Regions from separate parts of the Mus musculus genome. Here region 2 is linked to region 1. Evidence: chromatin loops called from intact Hi-C (ENCODE). Cell type or tissue: left cerebral cortex. All regions are shown on one strand. Each heading gives the region's core, and the rest is flanking DNA. Links, peaks and the distances in the headings are about the cores only. Region 1 holds the start of Gm46736 (a long non-coding RNA gene). Region 2 has its middle 25 kb from the start of Gm13584.

Region 1 (15,434 bases), core at 4,298-12,297:
AAGAGAACACTGAATATCCTCTTCTACTGACTTCTGCCTGTTTCTTTGAGTCAGAATTGCTCCCTGAACCATTGCAGATATAATTAAGTTAAGACCTTGAGATAGGATCATCCTGTATTATACAAGTAAACCAGAAAACTGATAACCAGTATCCTTATCAGAGATAGACACAGATGCAGGGTGTGGATGTCATGTGAGGGAGGAAGCAGACATAGAAGTTATTCAGCGACAAGCTTCACCTGCGATCTGCAGAAGCTGAAAGAGAAATTATTTTTAAAGAACCCACTCTTGGGGCTAGGGATACAGCTCAGTTGATAGAGTGCTTGCCTAGCATACACAGCTCTGAGTTCAATTCCCAGCATCCCATATACTGGGCATGGAAGCACACACCTGTAATTTCAGAGCTCAGGAGTTAGAGCTAGGAGAGTTCAAGGTCATCATCTGAAGCATAGCAAGTCCGAGGCCAGGTTATCAAAATTAAATAGGTAAACTCTCCCCTGAACGCTCAGGACGGTGAGACAGGAGGAGCTTCAGTTCCAGATCATCCTGAGCTATACAGAAAGAACCAAGATCTGGGAGTATAGCATAGTGGTAGCTCTTTGAGCTTTGACCCCAGTACCACACAGAAAAAGAAAGGGAAGATGGGAGGAAATAATCCTCCCTTGGGAATGGATCTGTAGCAAAGCACTGCTCGTGAGCCCTAGTTGTGTGGGGGTGGGGCTGGGGGTGGGGCTGGGGGTGGGGAAGCATTTGGACACACCCCAAACAAGAAAAAAAAATCATTTCCATTGTTTTGAGCCTCACATTATGGTGATAAACTGTGACAGTCTCCTGCTCTGCCTGCCCTTTGTCATAAGCCCTCTTTGGAGGTGGCCTCAAAGCTTGCTCCTTTAGGCTCCTGTACCTAGCAGTGGCTGCCAGAGTCATGTTACTAAAACACACGACCTTGTATCATTCTTGTCAGAAGCCTGGACGTCTGTTCCAAGTGACAGAAAACCTAACCCAAACTGGCTTGAACAAAAAGGAATTTATTGGCTCGTGAAACTAAAAGGGCCAGGGGCTAGAGCTGCCTTCATCTTGGCTGGATCTGGGGCTCAAACGATGTCACTGGGGCTCCTTTTGCTCCGTGGCGAAGCCTTCTGCTGCGCTGGCTTTGGTCTCAGAATCCCCATGGTCCTGAGATTGTGACAGCAGCCCCAAAGCCTAAATCCTGTCAGATTAGAGACCCGCAGAAAGGATTAAAGACCTCTCCCAGGTCCTCAAGCCCAAACCCTGGATCAGCTCCCATTGGGTAGAATTATCATCCCTTCTCCAATCACTGTAGCCACTAGAGTGGGATGCACTGATTGGCTTGGGTCGCATGTTCCCTCCCATATCATGGAGGACTTGCCTCTATCAAAAGCATGTGGACTGAGGGAGGAAAGGAGGGAAGGAGTAAAACCTCATACAAAAAGGTCACACTTCTCACTTTTAGGTATAACAAATGCATTGGAAGCAATATTAAAAATAATAAAGTTTAAAAACAACCAACTGTGTTCCCCCCCCCCATGTTCTCCGATGTTCTTTAGTAAAAGGATCATGATACAAGTTCCCCATCTCTACTCAACTGCCACTTCAATTTTGCTCAATCTCCCAAGCTGTGTCTTGCCATTTGTCCACATAGGTACTTTTGCCTACCTTTTTTTTTTTCCTTTCTCCTTCCCTTTACCCTTATCTAATTTTGACTTCTTCCAGAATTTACTTGACAGGAGTATTCATCTCCATGCTGGGCCTCAAAACATCCTGAAATTCATCTATTATGACCCTTGCTTGTTGGACTGAACTCACTGTTCAGGACCAATTTTCTCTGCTGAATCATGCCCCAGCAAAGCATGAATTCACTTAAGTTTATTTAACAAACATATAAAGCCTATTCCAAAAGCTGAACACCATTCTGAGCCTTTGCAAACATGAACTCTTTTTTTTTTTTTTTTTTTTTTTTTTTTTTTTTTTTTAAAGATTTATTTATTTATTATATGTAAGTACACTGTAGCTGTCTTCAGACACACCAGAAGAGGGAGTCAGATCTCATTACGGATGGTTGTGAGCCACCATGTGGTTGCTGGGATTTGAACTTCTGACCTTCGGAAGAGCAGTCGGGTGCTCTTACCCACTGAGCCATCTCACCAGCCCCAACATGAACTCTTTTAAGCTGGACATGATGACATATGTCTGTTACCCTGTCTGTATTTAGAAGAATGAAGGATTGTGAGGATGAGGCCAGACCGAGCTACATAGCAAGGCCCTATAGATAGATAGACACTAGATAGATAGATCCTTATGGTAAGCATATGCAGTCACTTCTATTATTAAATGTGACTTAAAGATGAGGAAACTAGGGCACAGCAACACTAGAGCTAATTCTTCAGTGTATTTCCTATGAAAAGCTCAAGGCTAAGCACAAGTTAGATATTTAAAAGACAAAACAATGTGTGTGGTGCATTGGTAGAGTGTTGCCTAGCATATACAAGGCCTTGGTTTGACCCCAGCACCCACACAGAACCAAAAAAAAATTTAATGTTTTTCAGGTTGGCTCCTCTGTCTGTTTGCAGTCTCAGAGGAGGTGTCTGCATCTTTAGAGTTTTCCACTTTTCAACTTCTGGGGACTGAAAAAAGGGTGTGGTCAAGGCAACATAGGGGGTTTTCAATGCAAGCTGGCCTCTCTCTGGTTCTGCTGTCATATCCACATGCCTTGAGGAAAGGCCCCAGTATAGGGCCTCTGTGAGGTATATGCTCCTGTCTCTTCACTTAGGGATCCTTAGCATCCCTCTGTGGTCTCATCCCCAGAAGTCAGGTGCCTGCCTGGACTCCTGAGGACTCTGGGATTTTGAGACTTCCTGAGCTCTGTCTCCATTTGCCTCCATTTGTGCAGAGCCACCTGCTTCTTTCCTCCCCTCACTCCCAGGGAGTACAGGGGATGCCTCAGTTTCTCTTTCTTCTCATGGTCCTTTCTATTTCCATTTCTTTCTTTCTCCTAGACTCCATCTGCCTGTCCTTCTTCTCTACTACATCCCCTGGGGTGTGTCTTTCTCTGTGTCCTTGGCAGAGCTGTTGTCTGTCTGTCTCTCAACTCAACTTGCTCTTTTCATGGTTACCTGGCATGTCCAGGAATGAGCACGGGATTTCTTGCTGCCTTAACAGAATGAGAGAATCCTTCTGTGGCAGGGCAGCTTCTGAGCCCTTCTACCCATGACATCCCTCCTGAGAGCTACCCACTAGCTCCCATTGCTCCTTAGAGCCCCTTTGCCCAACCAGGGGGCAAGAACCCTTAGGGCCACATTGGCAGGGTGTCTGTCTGTTGCCCCAAGGACCAGGTCTCTGTGGCTTCTCTTAATGAACCAGCCTTCGGTGGCACATTCATTATTCCTGTTCAGTCGCTTCGAGTCAAAACTGATTAGTTACACTTACCGTCGCAAGATGTAATGATTTTATTGTTTATCTTCAATTTATTTTGATTAACATCTCCGTTCTTTTCATTGCAAGTGCAATTAGGTGCAATCTAACAGCGACTACTTTAATTTTGTTGAAATTAAGATGAATAAGTGACGGCTTATGGTGCTTTGTTTAACAAATAAATCATAGTTAAGAGGAGTGTATTAGTAATAAATGGGGGGGGGGAGACAGCTTAATTAAAATTCACGGAGCCAGCCTCTTGATGAACATCCAAAAACCAAATCTGGATTCCAAAAATCAGAAGAAGCTGAGGGTTAGAAAGACCCTTGCTGCCTCTGGACATGAGGATCAGAAGATGACAGACTGATCCCGGTTTTGAAGCTGCTGCTGAGAAAAAAAAACACGCAGAATATTATGATCCTCCTAAGAAGGTCCCACTTTGTTTCTAGGGGAAACTAGGAAGAAGCAGATGTGGGGCGGGGGAAAAGAGGCCCTATCACCCACTAAGAAACCAAGGGCAGTCCACATCCTGATTCCCTTCTGGAGACCACTATAAGCAGGGGACAGGTCCCCGCCCCCATCTGTGTGTACGGGGAGGGCCAGGTCACCCAGCCTGGGGAGTCCCTCCAAAGCCCAGACCCCAGGGCAAGTGAGCTCTCCTCCCCGCTGGGCTGAGAGGGACTTCCCCATCTCTTGATTTGGAAACAAAGTGCAGAAAGTCAGCCCTGGAAAGTTTCCCCGTGTGAAGTTTAAAAGCGCCTGTGCCGGAGAGGCCGGCTTTGAAGCAGCTCGCGGGCCCCTCGGCAGGCTCCTGCGAGTCAGAGGGCCGGCCTTGCCTCAGATCCGCCGTGCCTGCCTCCGCAGGGCTGGGAAATGGGAATTGTTTTTAAGTTGAAAAATTACTTGCTAAAGGAGCTAACTCCTTTACCACCGCCCTTCTTTTGTTCTCAGCTGTCTCCTTCTTCGCTCTGCCTTCTCTTTCTTTGCTTCTTCCTTTTAGCGGAAAAAGAACCAGCAGGCCCGAGTTCAAACCCTAGAACAGGCCGTGTGACTCTGGGCCAGGGGGGTTCACCTTTCTGGACCCTAGCCGTTTATCAGAAAAGGGATGGTAACCGTGCCCAAGAGGCAGGGACGACTTGAAGACCGGCAGGTTACTGCAGGAAAGTGCCTGACACCTACTTACCTGGCACAGAAGAGCTCCAGAACTCTATAGACCTTTCTGCCTGCTGCTTGCTTCTCCACAGGTCTCCTGCTCCGGGGCTCATTTGAGTTCTGCTTTCTTCTCTCAACGCTCTGAATGGAAGGAAGCTTTATTTTGTTTCCATCCTCCCAGTAGGTGTTACTGAGTGTCTGCCTTGCACTGGGTGTGTGCTACTCTCTGGTAAGTAAACCAATTCTCAAGACAGGCTTACCCTCAGATAACTTCCAGTCTCAAGCACTCTATGAGACTTCCTCATAGATGTCCTGTGTTCCAAAGTGTCTATAATTGTTTTTGTGAGTGCAGGAACAATGGCCAATGCATAGCCTGGCACACAGCAGAGGATCCCTGGCCATTGGTACAGCTCCTATGTGCCTGACTTGATGACACAGAGAACTAACCCTGAATATGTACTCTTAGGATGGTCACTTGGGTAGAGAAAGTGGTGGCACCTTGAGATAGAGAGTGTTTGAGATAGGCCGGTGGAGAACTAGAAAGACTAAAGGCAAAAGTATGTCTTTGCCTAGACCTGGCTTCTTCCAGTACAGAAACATGAAACCGTGACTGAACTGGTAGATTAATATGAGTAGTTCCCACCACTGAGGTCCAGAGTTCTACAGATGCATTGGGCCTGCCCCCTCAGCCTGGATCACTTCTTCAGCCCCATTCTCCTCCCACACACCCCAGTCTCGCTGGGGGCATTCTGGCCTTGGCGATTCTGTCTCTGCGCATTCCACAGCTTTCCCCCATTCCTTTAGTAACCCCTTCTAGTTGACTACATTCTACTCTACCCCCTCAGGTCTCTGCTTTTATGATCACACCTTGAGAAAGTCCTTCCTGATCCCATCCCACTTCCAAACCACTTTCCCAGAATACTTGATCTCACCACACTCATCTGCTATCATGATATGCAGTATCCCTGCATGTCAGCCTGCCTCCCCAACTAGAAGCCAGGGCATAAAGCAGAAACCATCCCTGCTTGTGAATTGCCGTCTCTCCCAAAGAACCTGAATAAAAGCTAGGGCAGAGTGGAAACCTCCATGGACTGACACTTTAGACAAACCACGAATAATCTAACTCACAACTCTGAAAGGAAAACTGGCAATTGTTTCTATTTCCTAGACCCAAGAAGCAAGCTTGGAGTGGTGTTTCCTGCCCAAGTAAGTGATCTTGAACTCACTACTGTTTGACTCTGAAGACTCAGTCTAGGAAACACCTCTTGGTGCTTAAAAGCCAATCATGGGGCCTAGTAAGGAAAATCCAGCAGGTGACCACCTGGGATATCAGACCCAGCTCTGGACTGTGCCCAACCAAAATCTGGAGTAGGCATTAAGAAACCACAGTCACGATTCAGGAGAGGCTTTGGAGACCCCAGAAGAAATCACCCTTGACACTCCCTGCTAAATTGGTCTCAGGGTGCCTTGGTCGCCAAGCAGCTGCCACTGTGGCTGCTGCATTTGCAAATGTGTGAGGTTCAGAAGGGGATCCAGAGCCACTGGCACATCCTGCTTCCATACCCTGCTTCACAACCTTCCTTATTTATTAGCCTGTATTAAAGATAATGAAACTGCAACGGGGTAGGGGGTGTGTGACTTGTCCGAAGTCCCAGGGCAGGGAAACGACTTGAGTTGAATTCTGGGGACCTCTGCTTCAAACAGGAATAGGAAAGAACAACCAATCTTTCTGAGCAGAGGGAAAAAGGGGTAGTGAGTGGCAGGGGACCGACGGGGCGGGGGGGGGGGGGCGTAGAAATGAGAGGGAGGGAGAAAATGGTGAGAATGAGCGAGGAGCGAGGGGTAAGAGAGGCAGCCCCACCTTGGGAAAGAGAGGCGCAGCAAGGAAGAGCTGGAGACGCAGGGAGGGATCCGGGGAGGACAGCAGACAAGAAGATCGACAGACACCGGGGATGGAGGGAGACGGAGGGGGGCGGGCCGAGCCAAACGGGGAGCGGAGCGGGCGAAGCCAGTGACGGGGCGGGAGCGGGGGCGGGGGTGGGTGGCAGCGAGGAGCCCAGCGGGCGCGGGACGGCGGCGGGCGGGGCGCCCAGGCCAGGACGCTGCGGCGCGGTCGCCTCCTCCCGGCGCTCCCGCCAGCCCGGCCGCCCCCGCCCGCGCCCGCAGCCTAATGACCGCGGCCGGCCCTAGCCCACTGGAGGCGACCGTCAGCTGGCAGCTCGGGGCTCACGGGGACCGCGTGCCGCAGTCAGGGTGGCAACTCCCGGGACTCCACGGACCCTGATTGATTTGTCAGCTCAGGCGAGCCAGCAGCCACTCCGATCCCTGAGCGGCCCGGACTCCCGGGCCGGCCCCTCAGGCTGGAGCGCCCTACTGGCCCCAGGAGGGAGCCCCTGGTCCCCCGACCCGCGCCCCGGCGCCCCTCCCCGGCCCCCTGCGGGCATCGCCAGGCCCCAGGGCTGCCATCCGCCCCGTCCCCTCCTCAGGGCACCGTGCCAGCCCCTCCAGCGTTCACCCTGCTGCTGCCCCCCAGTCCCGCACCGCTGCCCCCTGCGCCCTGGCCCTGGCCCGGGGCCGCCCGCAGAGCCGGCCACACCCGCTGCCGAGGGCTCACGAAGGTAAGAGGCGCCGGGACTGGGAGGGCTGCGCGTAGGGCACGGGGCTGGGCCACCGCGGGCACCCGCAGGTCGTCACTGAAGCTGCGGCTGCCACCCAGCCTGGAACTTGCAAGGGCCGGTCAGGGATATGAGATGAATTGTGGATTGAGACCCTAGAAGGAACTGGGTAATAGTTACCAGTCTTCCAGTCCTGGGCGAGGAGAGTCTGGCTTTTGGATACGGAGTTCTAGTATCCATTTCTTTTAAGGAATTCTCTCTCACTATCCTCTTTCAGTCTCTAAACATCATTTCCTGATGTCTCTTTAGAGGAATCATCCCATTTCATCCCCTTTTCCTGAACAAGAAATAGGTTTCTATTCGTCTTCCCAAACAAGCCTATTTTCTCTTTCAATTTAGAAGAGGTTGTTCCCTCTTTCTCACTCCTCAATTTACAAAGATTTTCTCTCTACCCACAATTTACAACCATCGAAGTCCAGTAGCACCCTCCCATTGAAGGAGCTTTTCTGTTGTCCCTTTCCCCCACTTAATTATGTGCAGTTCTTTAACTCAGGACAGGAGACCTGGTGTTTTTACTGGTGTGGAGGCAACGCAGAGATACTTCTCACTCAAAGCTGGGTACCACAAGTCCATCTCTGCCAGAGCGAAGACAGCTGCCCAGTCCCAGTCAGGTGCATGAGTATTTGTTTCCAAGGGGCAAGAAGGAAAGACCTTACCCTCGAACAAAGAATTAAGGCTAAGGGAGACTATTTTAGCATCTTCCATGGTAGAAGACTCTCAGCCTCTGAACAGGGGGTCACATCTCGCTTTCCTCCTGCACCTCCTTAACTTTAAAGTACTTTAATGAACACACAGAGAGAAATCATTTGTTTTTCACTGCGTGGTGAGCAGTCTACAAAGAGAAATAGGAAAGGAGGGAGAAAGCCTTAACTCTGATCCCCGCAATTAGTTCCCTGGGATGAGGGGGGAGCAACCCGGGAGCCTCAGTTCTTCAGACACAAAAGCATTTAGATCGCTTTAGACCGGTTAATCCTGAGTCTGGCTCGGGTCTCTTTTGTTTCCCAACTCCATTGTGGGTTTTGTGCAGTTTCTCTCTGTTCGAGTGATTGACTAGCCAATGGATGGTAATTATCCAAATGTCCCCTCTGTCCTTTGACTGACTTCTCTGTATTATGGGCAACTGTCATGCATTCTGTCATTCCATATCATATTACACGTATTATCATATGAAGTCCTCCTCCTTTAAAGGAGGGAGCCTTGGCCCAGATGCTGCTGCTTTTAGAAGGAAGGGCCCCCGAATAATTTGTGCTGGGCACAGTGTGCAATACAGGACAGGGGACTCCGGAGATGGGAGGTTCTGCAGGTAATTTTTTTTTCCTAGCTGGGGGTAGGGGTGGTCTCTGGGGTTAAGGTTCTAAGGACTTGTGCTGGGAACTTGGAGTAGGTTTACCAGATGTATTTTTTGGATCAGATCTCTAGAGTTATTTGAATGGGTCTGTAGGTTCCCTTATGGAGAAACTTAGAATCAGTTCTTTGAGCCCTGGATATGAGAAAATTCTATATAACTGGTTCCTTTTGGGGTAACCTATATCATAGTGGTACATGCTCAGGAAACCAGCCCTTGGGATTCTAAAATGCACTTTGTACCTGTGACCCTTTACAGGACAAGTCCTTGGACCCTTGCCCCAGTTTGCTGCCAAGCAGATTGGGTATTGAGGAACCCAGATGTATATATTTCATACTACCACATACTAATACTAAAGCTTTGAGAAGAAACCAGCATTTTTTTTTTTTTTTGGCAATGCTTTTGCACAGTAAACTTAGTGCCCCTTGGTGCAATTGTGTGTGCCATCACTTAAGAGGAAGGCAGGATTTATAACAAGAAGGCTTTGCAGACAGAGACTCTGGGGTCCTCTGAATCTGTGGGCAGAAGTAAGCCTTTCTTCTGCTAAAATGTGAAAAAAGTATTTTATTATTGCAATGGATATGAAGTGCTGCCCAGATGTACAGTCTCGCAGTCAATTACCTTGTTCTTCATCAAATATATGAGCATTAATTCTCCAGGAAGGAGGTGTGTGTGTGTGTGTGTGTGTGTGTGTGTGTGTGTGTGTGTGTGTGTGTTTCTTTCTCCCTCTCCCTCCTCTCTCTCTCTCTCTCTCTCTCTCTCTCTCTCTCTCTCTCTGTGTGTGTGTGTGTGTGTGTGTGTGTGTGTAAATGAATGGATAGATGAATGCAGGAGAGAGAACAACTCACATTCTTTTTAAGACCACAGGCAGACTATTTTATGGGAAGCTTGATATACTGCAATAGATGCTTTGAATTTTTCAATGATCAAATATACATGATCAAGCTGTGCATGTTAGGGTGGCGAGGTGTGCTGACGGTCAATGGTTATTGATCAGGCTGTTAAGTATTTCTGCTCAGTTTTAGAAATAAAGATAGATCCCAGATGATTTAAAGAATTGGATAACTAAGATACTAGCATTTGGTTTCTTTGGCAAAGAGAAATGAATGGCTGGTCAACTGAAAACATCCCTACCACTGTTTAACACCCATCTGAAAAGAAAGAAAGAAAGACCTTAGAAAATGAGAATTTTATTGCAGACATGTTCAAAAAACGATGTAAAAATATTCCAAATATCTTATCTGTAGTCTTCCCAGAGCAACCACTTTACTTGACCCAGCCTTGTTCACAGGCTCAGAGTTTACATCTGTCTGCATGGCCATTCATCTGTCACACACACACACACACACACACACACACACACACACACACATACACACACACCACAATTTTGCAACCAGTTTTGACCCACGCTGATTCACAACTGAAGAGATGCAGAGGGAACCATTTCTTGGGGTAGGATCTAAAGTCCTCCACCCATTCTGCTTAGGAACCAAGCTAACTGGCCACATGGCTTTCCCCCAATTAACTAATTTCTCATTAATCTAAAGATCTATTTAGAAGGTGTGGAGGGGGTGGAAGATAGAGGTTTAAAGATAATCTCTAATTGGTCTGGAAAATTTAGTCCATGATACCTAGAAACACCCCCTCCCTTTTCCTTCTTTCATCCCCATCTCTCTGGCTCCTTTTCCTATGTCTTTTCTCATTTTTCCTTCTAGAAATTAAAAGGTGAACTTGAAATGAAGGAGTTGCATTTCATCAGACACTGGGGTGGGGGGGGAAGGAAGTGAAAGTGAACTTTTAAATTTTTATTGTTAATAGCAATCTTATTCATAACCATCCAATTAGCTATTTTGTAAGAGACTCATATTCAGGAAAATCACCTCTCACGCAGATTGTGAAACTTAAGCATACAGACAGAATTGATAGTTGAGATTTATTTCAATACCTTAAAAAGACAGAATGTAGAGTTTTAGATATTTTTCTATTTGCAAAACATTCTTTTCAGCTATGTGCACCTCACCAGAGGAGCTCAGACATCCCTATTGACAAATCCTCCCTTGAGATGGAACCAAAATTGCCCCCCCCCCTCTCTCTCTCAAAAGAAAAAAAGTAGATCCATCCTGAAATGGATGAATCTGCTCTGATTGGGTGGACATGCCCTTTCACCTTATTGTGTCTGACCTATCACTTAATTAATCTCTCCCAGATGCAGAGCTGTTGACAATGCCAACGATAAGCAGTATTTGGAACAAAGCAGGAAGCTTTTAAAAGAACAAGCCACAGTGAGGTTTGAGGCTCTTAAAGATGTGTAAATCATCAGCTTTGGAAAGCCGAGTTTGTTAGAACATAGCTGAATGTCAGAAATGGTCCCATGTTTGCTGGAAACTTCCTGTGCCTTTCTTAAGCCACTGATGTCTATGTAGATTCATTTTCTGCCTCTCCCCTCTCTGTTCCTGCCTCACTTTCTTCTGCCTGTCCCTCTGTCTAGACTCAGACTCTCCCTGGCTAGTTTCCTAAAAACTGCCCTTTGCTTCTTAGCCTTGTATTGGGCTCTTCAGATCCTTTTTATACCATTAGAGCTATCAAGGTGGTCAGCTTCAGAGGCTTTGAGTGACAAAATATTGACCGCATTGGCTAGTACCTATGAACAAGTGTGCTGGAGGCACCTTGGTGACATGCAGGGGATAGTACATTAATTAAACAACTTGCTAATTGCTGTTTAAGTTACTATATAGAGAAAATAAAATGGGTTTATAAAAGATGACAATTTGAGGAATTCATAATTTTTTGCTGAAAAGGTTGTTCAAAAACAGGTCCCAGAAACTGCTTTTACTTGTCATCAACTATTCAGCCAAGCTTCAGTTAATGGTAATATATGGTCTGGGACCTTAGCTGGGCCTGACTGATGGAAGATCTTTGTTGAGTCTGGTGCAGGTGGCACTGTTTAATAAGCAAGGGAAGAGTGGGTAATGTAGTGCTTGCACAGAGAAGTAAATGCAAAATAGATCGCTCTAATTATGGCTGCCCACAGAAATGGATGCAAGCTGAACTGGTCAACTGATTGGGAAGTTTCAAACAGATCCAATTGTCCAGTGCCTTTACCCCACCCCCTCCCCTCCTCCTCCTCCTCCTCCCCTTCCTCCTCCTCCCCTTCCTCCTCTTCCTCTCTTCCTCCTCCTCTTCCTTTTTTTTTTCTTATTCACTTTTGAGGGCTGATACAGTTGTTTGAAAGTCAATTTGGAAGAGCTTGTATGACTCCAAACAAGCACAAATTAAAAACCTGAGTCTGCCAACCTACCAATGTCTGCCTTAACTGTCTAGGACCCCTTTATTGGAGGGTCAACGTCAGTGATAGTACGGGGCCATCTGAATACCTCTTCCTGCCAGAGATCCCCACAAGCTCATTGAAGACTAGTTTTCATATTTCATTGCAAAGTGTCAGAGATTTGTTTTTGTTTTGTTTTGTTTGAATCTCTTTATGCTTGAGAAAAAATGAGTCTATAGGAAATCAAAGTGTGAATACTTAAGCAAACAGAATTTCCCATATACCTGCAAGGGCTCTAATGATTTCCATTCATGCAAAGATAATCAATGGGACATTAGTTGTTTTAATTAATGGAAGAATTAAAAAAAATGTTGGGGGAGGGGGTGCCTAGAGGCTGGGCTTTAGCTGAAGCATCTGTGGGAAATGACTCATTTCTCACCTAAAGAGACAATGGCAACTTCCCTGGATAGCAATAAAGATTTGCCAATCAGACCCAGGGAAAAGTTGGACTGGGGATACTTACAGGTCTTTTGCTAAGAGCCCTGGATGAGATGATGGTCATGATGACTATTTCTCTCCCAAACTCACTATTCCTGTTGGAAGGTTGGAAATGTACCTGAACCTACACTAAAGAGAGGAAGCTTCTGGACTCCCGAGGAAGGTGTAATTTGAGTTGAAGCCTGGTATGATCTGTGATGGTAAAATCATATCAAGGCTGGAGAGCACAAAGCAGTGTCCCTTGGTTAGGATGACAGAAAGGATGGGTTTGAATGGATGTGCTAGGTGTGGGATGATTTATAACTAGCAGTAGGGTCTGTAAGTGGGTGCAGTCTTTTGGCCTTTGGTAGGGGATCCTGGGAGAAATTTTTTAAAAAATCCAGAATCTTGAGGCAAAACCTCTTTCTCTTCTATGGAAGTAGTTACCAAACCCACCTTCAGGCTAGTGAGCCATAGCTGGGCACCTCAATCTATTAATGCTGGTGTATGTGAAGCTCATAAAAGATTTATTAGAGAAACTTGTGTTCAAAATGGAGTTTAGGGTGTCTTGCATTCTGAGAAGGATAGTGGAGATGCCTTTGAATAAAGAAAGACTGGTGGGAAAATTTTCCAGTATCAAATGTATGCAATTAAAAGAGATGTCAGCCACCTGGTGGTTTTTCTACTTCCTCTCCCATCACCACCATCCCTACTTCCTCCTACAGAATCTTCCTGATTCTTATTTAAGAAACTAAGTTTTCCTATGTGGGAAAATTTATTGCTGTCTTTAATCTGAAAGACTGAAAGCAGGGGTTGCAAAATGTCCTTTTTAGGACTGGCTAAGTTAAAAAGAACTGACCCTCTAGATACAAGGTGTCCTTGTAGCATAAGAAATGCAAGGCCTCTTGTTGTAATATTCACTTTCCATTCCAGGGCAGTGTGTACCTTTTTGTGGAAATTAGCTGGAGGAAGGAGGAGAATGCAATTAGCTATTGTGTATTTTGTTGCGATTGTTCTTTAAGAATAATTTGATCTGACAGATTTATATTGTTGACAATGTGATTTGAGGAGGGTCCAGATACAAACTTTCCACACCCTAATCAATAATGGTAAATTGTTTTTGCTGAAGGTGAATAATCTCTGACCTAGAATTCATATTCCTTTTACCAATTCCCTGTAATAAAATTGAACATTTTGTCACCACTTTGAGAAACACTGCCAAACACCTTAAAACACATGTCACATGCCAGCAGCCCCTCATTTCTCTCCTCCGGGAGTTTCTACATCTGGAACCATAATCACAGATAAAAACCTTGACAAAATTGCATCTGAGCACATTCCTCTCCACAGCCCTTACTTTCTCATAACATTTAATACAATATTAATACCTGCTACCGAAAGGCAGGAGGGAGGAAAGGGCTGCCAACCTTCACATTTCCCGATGCATCATGTTCAAACCTGAAATTCACACTTCGTGTTTCATTTTAAGTTCAGTGCATTTAACAGGGCCCTAGAGAGAGAGAGAGCGGAGCCCTGGTTAGTTCCCCAACCTTCTCAGCTGACGCCCAGGGAGGCATTTTTTTTTTTCCGAATTGTTCAGATCGCTGCAGGGAGAAGAGGAGGAGGAATTGGGCTCCTGTCTGCCTGCCATGGGCCAAGCTACTTCTCTGTTCTAGTGTCACAGACACGGGACTCCTCTTGGAAATAATGAAGGTCCCACTGACTTGTACTGTCAATACTGGTGATCAGCAGATCTCTGTATGGTATGACCAAAACAATGAACAGATTTCATAGTGAAAGAGCCATGCCTGAGCACATTTGCTGCTGCAGAAAACCTCTCTCATCAATATAAAGCAGCCTTCCCTTGTCCAAACAAGGCCCGCAAGCCTTGTGGGGTGAAGACAGTCCTCCCTGAAGATGCAGGGCTCCTTGACTGTCTCTGTGACCCTCACCCCAGCTTCTCCTAGTGCTGTCTCCTCCCCACATTCCTTTTCCTGGTGGGGGAAAATCATTTCATTTTTCTGCTCTATAGGAAAGAAACAGGTTAGAAAGAAGGCAAAAGTGCAGGAACCATTCCCCAGTGGGGTCTCCTGGGGGCACATGGGGTAACCTGGAGACGGATTTTCAGATGCTGGTGGCTTTGTTCAGTTGATGCTCTCATAACAGATCAGGCCTCTTCCCACTTAAAATGTAAGCACCCAGGTTTCTGAAATGAGTAACCAGCATCAGTAACAGTAACAACACACACACACACACACACACACACACACACAGAGAGAGAGAGAGAGAGAGAGAGAGAGAGAGAGAATATTTATATAAGCAAGGAATGTAATTTGCTGAACGGTACAAGCAAACACAGAGAAGTTATGCTTTACGCGGGGGACAGGGGAAATAGTGGTGGGCCACTGGCTCTGTGACTGAAGTCAACAGCTTTAAGAAAACAGTCCTTTCCGTTGTGAGGCCAGGAAGAAATGTTGGCAGAGTCTCTTTCTCCCCCACAGTTGTTATTCGAGAGGTTTCCGGAACCCTAAACCCCAGCTTCATCCTCAGAGCTTGAGGCAATCCTTTAGTAGTACCACCGGAGCCCCAGGCAGGAGAGTCTGGGGCCAAAGGGTGGGGCGGTTCCCCTGCGCAGAGCCCTTCCAGGATGGCTCCCCAGTCCGAGGTTTGTTCTATCTGCCTTTCCCTCCGGGGAGACTCCAAAGGCTGTAGAAATCTGGGCGCCCGCTTGCTCGCTTGTCAAAAAGCAAACTGTCTTCACATACTCCAAGAGTAACATCCCTGCCTAGGAAGAGGAAGGAAAGAGGCAAAATAAATAAAACCAGTTAATGTTGTAGTTAACTTGCAAATCAAGTAAATCTGTTGGTGCCGTATTTGAGAAATAAACCACGAGAGCGTCACAGCAAACACACACTTCTGAACGTCTTCATTTTGATTTAATGGTATATCAGCGTCAACTATCGCTTCCTCTGCTGGTACACTCGGCCTGATGCCGCGGGAGGAGGGTGCCCATGTTTATCACCGAGTGAGATGACTAATTACACCTTGTCAATCACCGGCTATGAAGACATAAAACCAGCGCGCA
Region 2 (15,434 bases), core at 4,571-12,570, 54 kb after region 1:
TGTTCAATTTGGGATTCTTCGTTAGCACCACCTTAGGAAAGAACTATGAGTTGAAAGATGATAAGTATAAAATCACACTATTGATCCCAAAATTAAAAACACACACAGAAAATATCTACATTGTTTCTAGATTTGAAAAAGTAGACTAGCTAGGTGTGGAGGCACACACCCTTAATCCCAGCAATCCAGGGGTCAGAGGCAGGCAGATCTCTATGAACTCAAGGCCAGCCCAGTCTACATAGGGAGTTCTACCAGGGCTTCACAGGGAGACTCTGGCTCCAAAACAGCAACAAAAACAAAGGAAAAGCAGAGCAGGAGAGCTCTCTGACTGATCATGGCCATCTCTGCGAGAGTGTGCAGGTATGCATGCACATGCCTGTAAAGGCTGGAGGCCAACCTCAGGTGTCCTTCTTCAGGCACTATCCACCTTTCTTTCTGAGCAACTCAAGATCATGCGTTCCCAGAGGTCCGTGCTGAACAGCCACTGTGGCCTTGGAGAGATAGACCCATCCCTGGAGTGGCCCAGCCCTCAAGGTCCCTCTGATTTAGATGTTCTGGGACCTTAGCCTCTTGGTAGGAGTGACCCCTGGAAGCTCTCAGTTACCCCATCTGGAAAGTGGGAGTGAGGACCCTCTAGCCCATCTGCTGATAGGCTGTACCTATGCCACCTTCTCTCCAGGCTTGGAGGGTCTGGTGAACCCTGTGCCTAATGCAAACCTTGAGAATTCAAACAAGAAAATGACAATAAATGTAATAACTCCTCCACACAGTACCGATGCTGCTTGTGAGCTATGTTGTAACTACTTCACATACTTAGCTCATCCAGTATTCCTGTGAAATAGGTACTATTTTCTCACTGGGGCAGGGTACACAGACTAGAATAGTTTTGTCACATATCCAAACATACACAGAGCTAAAGGTCAGAACAAGTGGTATGGCCCCAGGTGAGCTTTTCCTGCATTTCTCAATGTGGATGCTGTCATTCCCACCTCCCAGGTGAGTAGATGGAGCCTTAGAGCAGACATGGATTCCAGGTGCCTGATGACAGTGTAAAGCCAGGTGGCTTCAGTCAGGGCCCTACCCTGCTTCACTCAACTCCAGGTCCTTTCTGGCCTATGGGAAAGCTGAAGAGTAGGATCTTGGTGCACCATTGCCCCAGGACAGGGGGAGAGATGGGTGGTGCCTGTGTGGACAGCCTCTGGGGTGTTGAAGAGCAGGGCCTGGGATCACCAGGGCCTTTAGAAGTCGAAGGGTGAGCAAGGTCGGTGCTGAGGTTCCTGCCTCCCCTTGTCCCAACACCCACTCTTCTCTGAAGTGCTGTCTCATCTCAGGTTTGTTTGTGTTAACGACTAATGACTAGATGACAAACCTTTCACGTGCCTATCATAGGGGTCTCACAGCCATGTTCAGCCTCTTCCTCAGAGTACAGATCTCTGTGGTAATGCTCAGGGATTATTTAGATCTATCTGCAAAGAGCTGTGGAGATGGAGCCCTGCCAGAGAGACCAGGGAGGCATCTGAACACGACCTCACACACATTTTCCCCGCCCAGACTCACTATCATGTACTCAACACACAGCTTGCCATCATTCACATTCATCATAGTAACCCAGCAGAGCCAGCCCATCAGCTGCCTGACAGGTTCCGGGCACTTGCCTAGGGAATCAAGAGTAGTAAGGAAGGGCTCAGGGAAAGGAGCCAGGCATTGGCAGTGCAGGCCTTTAATCCCAGCACTGGCAGAGGCAGGCAGATCTCTGTGAATTCAGGGCCAGCCTAGTCTTTAAATACAAATGAAGAAACAAACAACAACAAAAAGGACCAGACTTACAGGCGCCCAGAATGCTTATTCTAACGTTCAGCCAGTGCGTAGGCCAAAGCCATCACTGTAGGCTAAAGGGTTTTGGCTAGGGTCTGGCTCTGTCTGTGTGTGTAGACTGCTCCACACAGTGTGGCAATCCTTCCTCCTGTGAGCTGCATACAAGAATATGTTGCAACAATTGGAATTTGGAATCCTGAAAAGTTATCCTTCCCTCCCACCCCAAATCTCTCCCGAACCCAAGCGAACAGATTTATTTTTAGCAATCCGTCCTTATTGCAAATTTTCCAAAGCACTCGATTTAGTTCTTCTCAACACATTCCTTTTGTTATACAGGGTTCATTTCTTTGTGTTTTATCTAGCTAAATGATGTAATTACAACAATTCAGACAACACAGCCAGCGCTGGTTGGCTACAGACTTCACTGATTCTGGTAGCACAGCTCAGTCGGTGGGAAGAAAGGTTCGGTGGGGAAGGTTCCAGAAGCTCTAACCATAGGTATTTCTGGGCAGGGTCAGAGTGTTTGGGCTTGTGACTAGAGAATAGCCGTGAGTCCAGTGGGACAGTGTCAATATCTTCTGCTGGATTTAGGTCACAAGGCTGCTGAGACCATCAGAAACCACTTAGGGCTCTGCCCAATACACAAGGATCCTCCATGCTGCCTTGCACCCCAAGTCCTTTGTACCCACCATCTACTTGCTGTTTGGTTGGTTGTTTTCAAAATGTTGGGGATTGAACTTAGAGCTTTAGCCATCCCAACTAAGAGGTCTACCAACCTACACCCAAGTCCTCTAAATATACTGTCATAGCTCTGGCCTACAAGGGCTGATTCCCTGTGCTATAGGGGGTTCTTGCAGGTAGGAACAGATCTTCCTCTTGCCCTTGGGTCCCAGTGACTTATTGGTGTGATGTCTAGCTAAGCCAGAGCTCTTGATTACTACATTGCATGTGGCACATATATGTAGGGATGGGATCATTCTAACCAGGGTCAGGTGGCCTTCTGGAGACTATGGAATGAGCCCCTGGTTCCTACAGAGGCCTGAGAGGTGGGTCTCACAGCCTTGACTGAGCTCAGACAGTGCTGTGTTAAGCCAGCCTCACACCCATGGCTATATATGGCTAACTGCCCCTAATTGGATCCCTCCATCTAGGCACCTCAATGTTCATCCCTGAGATGTTTTCCCTTCCTGTAGCCTTCATGATAGCACGCTATTGGCTCTTTCCTCATCTCTAAAGTAAGAGACTCTTGATAGGCACGTGAAAGGTTTGTCATCTAGTCATTAGTCGTTAACACAAACAAACCTGAGATGAGACAGCACTTCAGAGAAGAGTGGGTGTTGGGACAAGGGGAGGCAGGACCCTCAGACACTTCGGAAGACTGCAAACTAGTGCAAGCCACTCTGGAAAGCAGTTTCTCCAAAAGTTCAACACAGGGCTGAGAGTTATGACTCAGAAAGTAAATGTACCTGCTTTACAAGCCTGATGTCCTGAGTTCAAATCCTGGAACCTGAAATAGAAGGAGAGCACCAACTCCCTAGAATTGTCTTTTGACCTCCACAAGTATGTGGCACGTATTCAACCATGCTCTCTCAGGCATACATTATTCTCTCTCTCTCTCTCATATATACATTACTATTACTACTTCTAGCAACAACAACAATAATAATAGACAAAATAATTTTTTAGAAAAGTTTAACAAAAAAAGCTACCATATGATTCAGCCACTCCTTGGTGTCGTCACCCAAGATGAAAGAAAGCATTTTTTATACAAAGGTTCCTGTGATGATTATAAACAGCATTGTTTATAATTCCTAAACCTGGAAATAGCCATCACTATGAATGGATAGACAAAATATAATGATATAGCCACACAATGGAATATTACTTAGCCATGAAGAGGACCCAAGATTCCCATTGCTTGAAGGCTGAGCTATAACAGTGTCATGCTAAGTAAAGGGTGCTGGCTGATATACTATTGGATTTGTAAGAAGTTTCCACAAAAGATATAGATATTGAGACAGCATATTACATGGCTAACTGCTCCCAATTGGACCCCTAATTAGTCACCTGAGGCTGAAGGTGAGAAAAAGGATCAATAGTAAAAAGGCCTGAGAAATCTTAAGTATGTTGAAGTCATCTAAAACTAAGGGTTGGTGCTACTGGGAAAAATTATTAATATTCACTAACTTTTATACTCAAAGTTTGTGAATTTTACAATGTGCAAAACATACCTTAGTGAGGTTTTTTTTTTTTGGAAAGATGAGATGTACATGGCTAATAAAACGTGCCAGCATCACACAGCTGTGCATGCACACATCACTGTACGCTGAGTGCTTTACTGCAGGTCAGGCACCACACTGATGAGCCAGCTGTAGTGAGTCAAGGTAGTTAAGTTAGATCTTGCTCTATGTGTGTGATGCATGGAGATGTTAAAGGACTGGCCCAAGGCTGCAGAGTGGTGGCAGGAGACTGGCAGAGTGACACTGTTCCATGTCTGCCTCATCCAGTGGGGATGATGGAGGCTCAGAGAGTGGCCATCAGGATTCACACTCAGTCAGGAGGCCCATGATTGTGTCTTGTCCTCTGTGTCCTAATGGTGTCACAAGTATTCTCTAATCTCTGCGGTGGTGACAATAATCAGAAGGCAGGATTTTCCGATTCCCACATTTTGTTTGTTTTATAAGACAGGTTCTTACTATGTAGCCCTGGCTGGCCTGGGTTTTGGTATGTAGGCCAGGCTAGTTTCTGCCTCCTTTATGCTAGGATTAAGAGTGTGAACCACCACATTCAGTTGCCTCACCTCCATTTTTGAGAATCAGTCACACTCCCTGGGCCCAGAGCCCATCTTGCTCCTAGTCTCTAGAAAGTAGGATTGTAGCCTCTGACTCTTCATTTTCTCTGTAATAGCATCATATCTGCTACTTCCAGATTGGTCAGTCCTCTCAGGGAAGCCATAGAGCATCCATTGCCACTGGATGGGGCTCATTTCAACCAGTGATAACTTCTCCATGAAAAAGCAGAGTTGCAAAGTCATTTGTGTGTTTTACCTTGATCGCTTGAGCACCTGCCATCCTTCATTGCAACAGCCCTGGGTACCCACTGTTCTTAAAATGAGAGTCATGTGGAGCAGACATGGACTTTACCTAAAACAAGAGCCAAATCCAAGCAGTCCCAGAGGAGCCTAGGAGAGCCCAGCCTGGCCACAGTGTGTTGAGTACAGAGACAATACTTGTTACCTGTCATCAGACTCGAGGGCTGTCTGCTGTGTGGCTGAGGTAATGGTAAATGCCCCGTTTATTACATGGTCTTTGCAATACTGCTTTCTCTCACTTCTGAGGCTCCAGTGCCCAGGATGGAGTCTTGGCTTTAATGGGAGGGACATCGAGGGTTTGTCGGCTGACTATGGAAAGTGTGTCTGAGGGCTATGCATGGGCTGCAAGCTCCTAACTCATCTCCCTCTCCCAAGGCTACCTCCAGAAAGGTTCCTCCCAGGTAGGGGCTTCCTGGATCTCTTCACCTATGGTGGTGTCTCAAAGCAAGCTGGGCCTCGTGCAGAGGGTAGGAAGCTGTGGGTTCCTGGAAGTATCGAGCCTTGGAAGGTATGAGTGGGTAAACCTAGCAGCCTCCTTGTTCATCAGCCCAGCTTCTCTGAAGCCTGCTCCAAGCAGCCCCACCATAGACTACAAATGAAGTCCTGCCTCAGTTGCCTGCAGGGTCGCCCCTGAGAGGTGCCCTCATCAGCTTCCTTCTTCTTTCCCCCTGACCTGTCTACTCTGCCTCTCTAGATCATCTCCCAAAAGAATCAATCACCAAGTGTAACTGAACGATTTTGCTTAAATCTTAGCAACCTGTTGTTCTAACATCAGAGATACAGTGTTTACTCCAGGGATATAGGACGTGCTCCCAGCTCCATATAAGACATGGAAACCAGCTGACTACATATTACAAAATACAGATGGAGTAGTTATTATAGGACAACCTGCAGCTGTCATCCTCTCAAGAGCCTGACTAAGGACTGGTGGCGCAGACATACACAGGTTCCTCAGAGCATGCTGGGAAGAGGCAAATTCCACACTTAGGCCAGCCTACTTCAGATTCCAGCTTTGCTCGTTCCAGCTGGACCTTGGGGAATGATGTTGCCCTTCTCTGAGCCCTGTGCGGTCAGACAGACTGTTTGCCAGCCTCACCCAGCTGTGGGGAAGGCAGGGCAGAGATGAAGGTAGAAACTCTCGGAAAACTGCCACGTCAGATCCCAACTCTGATGGAATGACGGTGACCAGTGGGGGCTGTGGAGTCTGCAGCTGAGCTCAGATATAGATGACAGGTGAAAAGTCACTTTGCCTCCCTGAGCCTGGTTACCCTGCCTGGAAAGTGTGGACAATAATCTCCACTAGGTAGAGTGCACATATTTGGTCGTTGGACCCCCTTTGTAGTATTAAAATGGTTATGAATCAGTGTCTATTAATATTGCTTAGTGGATTCATTATTAGCTAAGTGATATTTACTATAAAACATGAAAGTTAAAACTCAAAGCATTTACTGAGTTATTTTTAAGAAGACAAAGAACCCATTAGCTGTTCACATAAAAACAGAATCTTGGTCTGGAAAGAGAGCTTGCTACATGAGCCTGACCTGTCCCTGTAGAGGTGAAAGGAGACATGAATGCCATGCAGTTGCCTTCTGACCTTCACACATGTGCTGTGTCATGGCCTTCACCCTCCAGTAGTAGCAAATGAAGAAAAATACAAACAAGAACTTGGGGCTGGAGAGATAGCGCAATGATTAGCACTGGCTGCTCTTGCAGAAGACCCAGGTTGGGTTCCCAGCACCCACATGGCAGCTCGCACTATCTGAGACTCCAGGGCTCGGGGTACAGTGCCCTGTTTTTACTTCTGAGGGCTACTGCACACACATGATACACACATAAACTACAGGCATGCACACACACATAAACATGAAATTAAATAAATATTTTAAAAGCCCAACATAATCTTTATTAAAATGATTGTTTCCAAAAGAAAAATTTAAAGAGAAATGTGTTTTCATTTCATTTTTGAAGCTTGTGAGGAAGAAAGCTAGATCCTCTTGCTGGCTCTGGTCTTTAGTCTGCTGTGATAAACTGTTGATTGAACTCTGTGCAAAACATCTGGTCTCATGCAAATACACAGCTGGAAGAGGGAGGGCTTTGTCATAGTTTTAAACAAGATGATTGTATTATTTCTTGATCTTCCATCACAGCATGACAGGTAGGAGACTTTTTAAGAGGTTAGTTAAATGGAGGTTCCAGACCATACCATCTAAAAGTTTGGTGCTGGAAATTAAATCCAGGACCTTAAAGACACCAGACAAGTCTGCTACTGCTGAGAAACACACTAGCCCAGCTTGCTTGCGTGTACGTGTGTGTGTACACATATGTGTGTTTTTGTTGGAGACAGCCTTTGTGTTGTCTCTTGCAGCAGAAGAGCTCTGTGTACTTATCCCCCTGAGTCACCCAGCCTGTTAACAAAAAAAGCGTACAGAGGGGCGGCTAAATGCCTCAGCAGGTGAAGGTACTACAGCCAAACCTGGGAACCCGAGTTCAATCCTGGGATCCACAAGTTTGTGCTTTTGGCATCTGACATACACAAGCAGGCCATGAGCTGAGAGTTTAGTTGGTCCACTGAGTCAAGAGAAGCTCACAGGCTGAAGTCTATAAATCCAAAGAGGGAGGCCTTCTTAGTTAGGCCCAAAACTCAGAACCACACCAGGAATGTTCCTCCATTTGGCTCCCCTGGAACTAGAACCCACTAGTGTGACAACAAGGAATGTCCAGAGCCATAAATTATCTGCTCCATCGCATCAACAAGCTGATACTGAAGTAGGGTCTTGAAGGATGGATAGGAGTTTGACAGGCAGAGAATGGACCTTCTACGAAAATCAAATGTACGGAAGGAATGCAGCTAACTCGGGAGATTTGGTTAAACACTGAGGTGAAAACAGCTTCACCAATAGGTGATTACTCATCTAATCCCATGGTTGGCCAGATCCACAGATAGATGATCAAGGTTGGGAGGTACTGGTGGGAGGACAGTCATTGGTACCTTGCTTCTGAAGGACATACTTTGCTCCTGGGTCTTCTCTCTGTCTCTCTGTACCTGGTGTCCAGGACGCAAGCAGCTTTCCCTCGCTCTGGCCCTTCTGCCATGGTGTTTGTCTGGTAGCAATTTCCTCCGAATTGAAACATTCCACCACCTACCACCCACCATCCACCCTGAGGGAGGAGGCAGGCTAGTCAGATTCAAGAAGCTGTAAATCAGCTGAAATTTATAAGACACACAGGCCCCTTCCCAATGTTGTAGTCACACTCCCTTTGAGTCCCAGGCTATGGGGAGGGAGCAGGGGCGTTCATAGCAATGTGCTATCCTCATGAAACAATGGAGCAAGTTACCCAACTGTAACTGAGCCAAGATAAATCCTTCCTCTCTCAAGGTATTTTCTGAGATATTTTGCCAAAGAGATTTGTCAAGTTAGCTGGGCTCACCTGAAGCATACTCAGACACCTACACTAGCCCACAGTTCGAAGCTATCTCACACGCAGCCTGTTATAGAAGGAGGTGCTCCCTGTCTCACCAACTTTACTGAATCCTGCACTGAATTTGATGGCAGATGTGCACTCTGGTGCCATGGCAGGGGACAGCCACCATAAAGGAGCCATCTGTGTCAGTAACCATTCTCACTGCTGAGGCTTCCTTTCTATTCAGCCCAGGACCCTGGTCCAAAGAATGGAGCCACCCGCATGGGTCTTCCCGCCTCCATCAAACCTTCTGAAAAATCCCTCAGAGACAGACACAGAAGTGTGTCTCCTAAGCAATTCCAAATCCAGTCTGCTGGCCATGAAGATGAACTATCACATCATCTGCACCTGCTTAGCGCCTGTTGTATACAAGACAGAGGATGTCCACGTGTTTAAGATGATGGAGCAGCTCCTACCCCAGCTTTGAGGCGATCTGCATGGCCTTGGGCCAACCTTCCCTCCATTTTGGGTCTAAGTTTCTCCATTGGTAGCAAGTTCTGTTCGACTTAAAGGTCTTGGTCATCACACTCTGCCCATGTGCTCTGTCAGAGACCTACTCTTTGGTCCCAGACAAGCCCCTGCCCTCTCTCAACTCTAGTTTGCTCATCTGTAAAATGGGAGGTAGGGACAGCTTTCCCCCCGACCTATGAGCATGTGCCTTGCTCCCCACCTCCCTGCCCAGCCCAGGTTCCACAGTCCCTCAGCGTACTTAGCTTCTTCCACGAGGCTCATCAGGATGCAACATACTTTAAATAGCATCTGCATGACTGGCTGGGGTTTTTTTTTTTTTTTTTTTTTTTTTTCTTCCCAGAGAAGCTTTCTACAAAGTGTGCCAAGTGGCAGCTGTCAGGGCCGAGGTGGCATTTCCCTCAGTGATGCTGACAGCAGCTGTCCCGGCGCAGGCTGAATGGAATGGAAATGACATCATGTTTATTCAGGAAAGACGTTCCCAGGCCCAGATCAGTGTCAGCAAGATTCTGGGATGCAAGGAACGAACACTCGCCCGAGACCATCAGTCAGCGGGGCTCCTCTCTTGTTGCACACACGATGCTTCAAGCCATAAACACCTCACACACCAACGTGAACCATGCATGCTCCACCCTTTTACATTCATTTCTTGGAGACTTCCACGTGTACGACACCCCTCACACACATACTAACATGAGCCCCACACCCCACACATACACATCACACATATACACACAGTTCAAGCCACACCCTCTCACATTCAACACTCAAGGACCTCCATATACACCACATCCCTTACACAAACACATATCAACACAAGCATACACACCATACACAGCAACACAGTACGCAACACATCTCTCCACACTCAACACCCTCAACACCCACCTACACTGCCTACCCCCCATCTCACACATATGCAGATACACACACATGAGTCATATATCTCACATAATACACCCATACACAAACACACAATATAAACCATATACTTCATACATGCACATCTGAAAGGTGCATACCACACCCTATATACTCAACACCCACAGACTTCCACATACACCATACCCCTGGTACAGACCAGAACAGACTTCACACCTCACATATGTATCCCTGATGCACACTCTACATATTTCTCACATAAACACATGCCATCATGACACCCCCCCCCCCTACACACACATACCCCATAAACATAAATCACCAGAGGCTACATTACCATGGTATTATGGTAATATGCCATAGGGTCACAGACACAGACACACCCAGGTGACATACACAGATTATTGAGACCACTCACATTCTGCATTCAGAACCATGCCACTACCACACTCAGATGGGGGTTCTGCACAGGATGGAGAGAAACTCCAGCCCTAAAGATATCAGCGCTCTCTCTCTCTCTCTCTCTTCTGAGAGATGCCTACTGAACTACCCTGTCAGTCTTGGCTTATGTGAAGATTGAATGGTAGAGGTGATACCCTGTGCGAGAATAGCTTGAGCTAAATCCAGACCCCATTGCTCCTGCCACCTTCTAGGTATATGGATTACCTGTACTGAGCCCCTCGGTTCCCATGTCATTCAAACAAGAAGTGTTAGATACCTAGTGGCTCCCATGGGCTGGCTAGGTGGCTTCTGCCATGCTTTGAGACCTGTGGGACTGCATGAGGTTGTCGGTGAGTATGCTGTGGGCTGGGCCTGGCTCAGCATGAACAGTCCTCTGGTTCCACAACACAGGCCTGGCTATAACATGGAACATTGTGGGGATGAAGCAACAGAAGCTGAAGATGACTTATGCCTTAGCTTCCTGTCTCCTGTTTGTCAGAGTAAGTCCTAGGGCCAGCCCATGTTGGACTTGCGGCTGGCAGACACTTTTTACGTATCACTATTCCATCCTGCTGTGGAGCCCCATGGAAACACCCAGTCTCTCCCTGTGATGTTACAGCTATTGAGACATTACAAAGAAGAAGGAGGAGGAGGAGGAGGAGGAGGAGGAGGAGGAGGAGGAGGAGGAGGAGGAGGAGAAAGTCTTCTCTCTGTGTCTCTCTGTGTATGTGTGTCTCTCTCTTGTCTGTCTCCCTCCTCTCCCCTCTCCCTTTTCCCTCTCCTCTCCTCTCTCTCTTACTCTTGTTCTCTCTCTCACTCTTGTTCATTCTCTCTCTCTCTCTCTCTCTCTCTCTCTCTCTCTCATGCTGGGACCTGAAGCCAGTCCAGCATTGGGCTTCTAGTTAGCTCTACTGTAACCAAGCTATTGGGTTTTGCTGTTTCTCCTCTGCCCAGCTCCTCAGCTTTGATTCCACAACGTACCCCCCCCCCCAAAAAAAAGTCAACATGCGGTTCCTGACCTTAGACAATGAACTCGTGGCTGCCATTTGTGGAGCACTACTGTGTGCCAGGCACCTTCCTCACTTATGTCATTGAAACTCTCCATTGACCCCTTGAGGTACAGTCTCATTCCCATGTGATGAAAGGAGGCTCCCTCAAGGTCAAGCCTGAGGTGGTAGCACTCCAGGCTCCACTATATCCGGTCTCCCTGGATCAATACACATTCCAAGATGGCTGTCTGGCCCCACCTCTGACTGCGGGGTGACAGGAGAGCCAGGCAAGGTCTGGCGCTTCCGGGTGTGGGCTCTGATCATCCTTCACCACTCTTCGTTTGCTGAGGACGGTACAGAAGCACAGGACCTGGAATCAGGCAGACCTGTGTTTGACTTCTAACAATGCTGGACTTCCTCAGGCAAATGACTGAAGGTCTCAGTTACTGGAGCTAAATGGGAGAGTGGTATACCGCACAGGCTTGCTGTGAGGGTTCAGTGCTGCATTGTAAGCACATGGTGATGTGGGGGTTCAAAAAGGAAGCAAGACTGGCAAAACTACCACCGTGGTGAAAACTAGGGCACGGGGATTCATTATGCTATCCTATTTTTGTGTATCTTAAGGTTTTTCATAATAATTTTTTTCCTGCTGCCTTTCATGACACGTAGCTATGATTATAAGCAGGGCCTGTTCTTGGGAGGCTGGGGTGAGTGGGTGTGAGCAAGGGGTGGGGCTTCTCCACAGCCGATGGTGTCCTCTTCAGCCTGGAGGAGCCGGGGTTCTCCTTTAAGACCTATGTAGCTCTAAAGGACAGGCAGCTGTTGGGAGAACTCACAGCTTGGTCCTGGCTCTGCTCTCTTCCTTAGGCCACGGTCCTCTCTGGTGATGTCACTGCTTCTCACCAGGCCGGGTCCTCCCTTCGCACTGGATCACAGTGAAGAGGTGACATGAAGGAAAGTGTCATGCTTTGTTTTAACTTCTGCCCAATTTTTCTCTTTCTTTTGATGAAAAAAAAAAATCCTTTTGAATTATTACCCGTTGGCCCTTGCTGGTTTGTTTTAAATCAGTTGTTTGTTTGTTTCATTTTGTTTGATATTTTGTATCTAAGGCTAGCCTAAAACTGACTGTGTAGAGGAGGATGACCTGGAATTCCTTATCTTCCTGACTCCATCTTCTAAGTAGTAGCATTACAGGCACCCATGTTCAAACCCCACTTTTGCATTTTTTTTTGTCATTGTTTTCTTTTAAAAACAAAACAAAAGCAAAAACAAGCAAACAAACAAACCCCAACGACATGTCATTCAGGATGGCCGGACACTTGCTATGCATCTTAGGCTAGTCTCAAGCTGCTGGTCCTCACGATTCAGTGTCCCCAGTGCTGGGTGACAGGTGTGTTCTACCACACCTGGCATGTGAGTTTTCCACGAAAATATGTCTATTCAAATTGTTTACCCAATCTTTGACTTTCCATTTTTGAGTGAAGCATTTTTAAAAATACATTTTGGAAACATACCCTTTGTGAAATATAAGATTACAAATACTTTCTTCCGTTTCATATCCTTAAAGTTTTAAATTTCAATTGTTACTAGTAATTACTATTTAAGTGTTCATGTTATGGGGAAGGGTGTGATACTCCAACAACGGCTGTGTCATCATCACATCAGGGGCTGGGACCTGTCTGTCTCCAACATGACTCCTCAGTCAGTAGCAGGTCACTGTGAACTGTAATTGCCCCAATGTGCCTGCCATAGAGGCTGAAACTTGAGCCTCTTGTCTGTGCTTTGTGATCTATTGTCTAACATCTCTCTACCTCCCCCACCTTCCCAGCACCAGGAATCACCACTCCTGACAGTGCCTCCACACATGAGGGAGAATATTTTGTCTTTCTGTATCTGACTTACTGACTTTCTTCATGTGACATAATATCTTCCGGTTCTGCACATTTGCTGCAAATGACAGAACATCTTTTTTTTTTTATATAGCTAATGATGTTTCATCACACCTACATGTTTTCTTTATTCACTTATCCATTGATGGCATCTAGACTGATTCTGGATCTTTGCCATTGTGAACAGAGCAATATTGAACACAGGTGTGCTGGCATCTCTCCGATCTGCTGGCACCAAAATCAGTAGCTGGGTGGCTGCATCACATGGTACTTCTATTTCTGTAGTACTGTCCATAGTGTCTGTACCAATGTCCTCATAGGTGTACAAATCGTTCTTCCCCTCACATCCCCACCAATTTTTTTTTCTTTGAGACAGGGTCTCATTATGTAGCCTTTGCTAGCCCCGGCTAGGTGGGAACTCGCTATATAGACCAGGCTGGCCTCAAACTCATAGAGATCTGCCCAACTCTGCCTTCTGAGTGTTGGTACTAAGGGCCTGTGTCACCACACCCAGGCAGCATTTTTTAATAATGGCTGTTCTTAACTGGGCTGGTATCTCATTGTTGTTTGAACTTACATTTCTGTGAAGGCAAGGAGGTTTCTGTAAACTGTTGGCCATCTGTGTTCTGAATAGAAGTGTCTATTCAGAGCACTCTGTCTCCTGAGCCTGTCTGGATTTCACCATATCCTTAGCCCTGCTTAGTACTTAAAATTTCCCTGGAAGGTACCGATTGTGCATTCTTGAGCAAGAAACACAACCTCTGAGATTCGTTCAGGTAGGTAGTTCTGACATGAAGGAAGGGCAAGGTGCCCACTCTACCTCATTCAAAGGAGAAATGGATACAGAAAGCAAAGAAAAGTCGTCTTTTAAACACAGTTTCTAACAAGATTGTAATCAGGACCCTTCTTAAATTTACTTAAAACTGTTGGAGCTTGAAATGGTTTACTTGGTAAAGTGTTTGCCATGCCAACATCAGGACCTGACTTTGGATTTCCAGCATCCATGTAAAAAAAAGCCAGGTTTGTATGTGCACATCTGTAATCTCAGCCCTGAGCAAGAGGGGACAGGAGGATTCCTGGGGTTCACTGCCAGACAAAGCTAATACAAGGGCAGCAAAGAATAAAGATAGCTTTACACAGAAATAAGTAATTCATGGGACAGAGATAATATTGGAGGATTAAAATTAGCATTGGAAACTGCAGAGATGGCTCAGTGGCTAAAGTAAGCAGACTTGAGTTTGGATCTTCAGCACCTGCATGAATGATGAGAAGATGTGATGGTCTGCCTGGAATTCCAGCCTTGAAGGATGGATGCAAGAGATCTTGGGTTGCATAGCTATCAAACAAGCTAAATTAGGAAGATCTGTGTTTGAGTGAAAGACCCCCAACTCAAAGTATAAGATAGAGGCAAGATCAAGGGAAAAAAATCTCAACATTGACCTCAGTCCTCCACATGCACACAATTGTGTGCCCCAAACAAGCAAACACAAACACAATACACGATAACACACACACACACTCATGTACACATGTAGGGTTATGGAACATACCTTCTAGAACACAGAGCTAGATGAAAAAGAACTAGAAAATTTACTGAAGGTTGAGATCTTTATGCACCACCCCAAGTCCTAGAACAGACAAGGGGAATTAAAGGGAGCGAGGGGATAGACAGAAACAAACAAAAACAGCAGCAGCAGTCTTACTGGATGTTTACATAGGGGAGCCACCAAGTACCCAGCACATACTCATTTAGACACATCATGAAATAGCCAGGTAAAAAGATCCAAATGCCATTCAGAGAGAAAGCTCAGTCTACCGACACAGAACCAGAATCACGCTACCACAGCCTTTCTACTCAGAACACCAGGCTGGCCTCAAACTCACAGAGATCTGCCTGCTTCTGCCTCCCCAGTGCTGGGATTAATGGTATGTGCCACCACGCCCATCAGGGGGTATTTTTAAAGATTCAACAGTTTACAGAACCCAATTTCTGTCTGGCCTGTGACATTAGCTTCTGCTGTGTCCCCTGCAGGCTCTTATTTTGAGTGCTGTATGCGGATGCTGTGGGCCTTTAGCAGGGTCTATACAGTGCAAAGAGGTTATTAGGGGTGGACCTACGTCTTAAAGGTTATTCCTAGTCTCCTTTCTGTCTTCTGTATTTAGATATAAAGAGCCTCTACTGTTCCAGCCAACATGACTGGTGTGGCCCCACCATGCCACACTGTGACAAACAACCACTCTGAAACTATGACTCTCACGTGTGTCTGCCAGGTGTTTTGCTCACAATGATGAAGAAGTAACTAATGAATGCATGGCCCCCTACCCTAGCACACACGCATGCATGCACAGAGAGAGAGAGAGAGAGAGAGAGAGAGAGAGAGAGAGAGAGAGAGAATT

What was found. A loop is a pair of places that touch in the nucleus more often than their neighbours do. Peaks named below come from ENCODE experiments on the same cell type or tissue, not always from the same donor. Only the 100,000 strongest peaks of a DNase experiment are listed, where the experiment ranks them.
Region 2: it touches region 1 in a loop (9-fold over the local background); 2 of 42 quality-filtered maps call a loop at or near these places.

Annotation. Positions count from the first base shown.
Region 1 is chr2:38,332,604-38,348,037 of GRCm38, forward strand. Gm46736 (a long non-coding RNA gene) reads right to left here and starts at 6,607. Exons shown (of 3, transcript XR_001783286.2): 1 at 6,446-6,607; 2 at 4,616-4,725; 3 at 2,668-3,816. Gm27197 (a long non-coding RNA gene) reads right to left here. Exons shown (of 2, transcript XR_374289.3): 1 at 15,264-15,434; 2 at 13,703-15,134. It also overlaps a transcript of Lhx2 not described here. In left cerebral cortex, for the core only: no CTCF peak of the experiment used is centred there; DNase peaks (open chromatin) are centred at 6,537, 6,772, 7,364, 7,736 and 1 more place; H3K4me3 peaks cover 2,503 bases; H3K27ac peaks cover 1,170 bases.
Region 2 is chr2:38,386,137-38,401,570 of GRCm38, forward strand. No RefSeq gene overlaps it. Among named protein-coding and RNA genes, the nearest start is that of Gm13584, 25 kb to the left of the region's middle. In left cerebral cortex, for the core only: no CTCF peak of the experiment used is centred there; DNase peaks (open chromatin) are centred at 8,845, 9,246 and 11,716.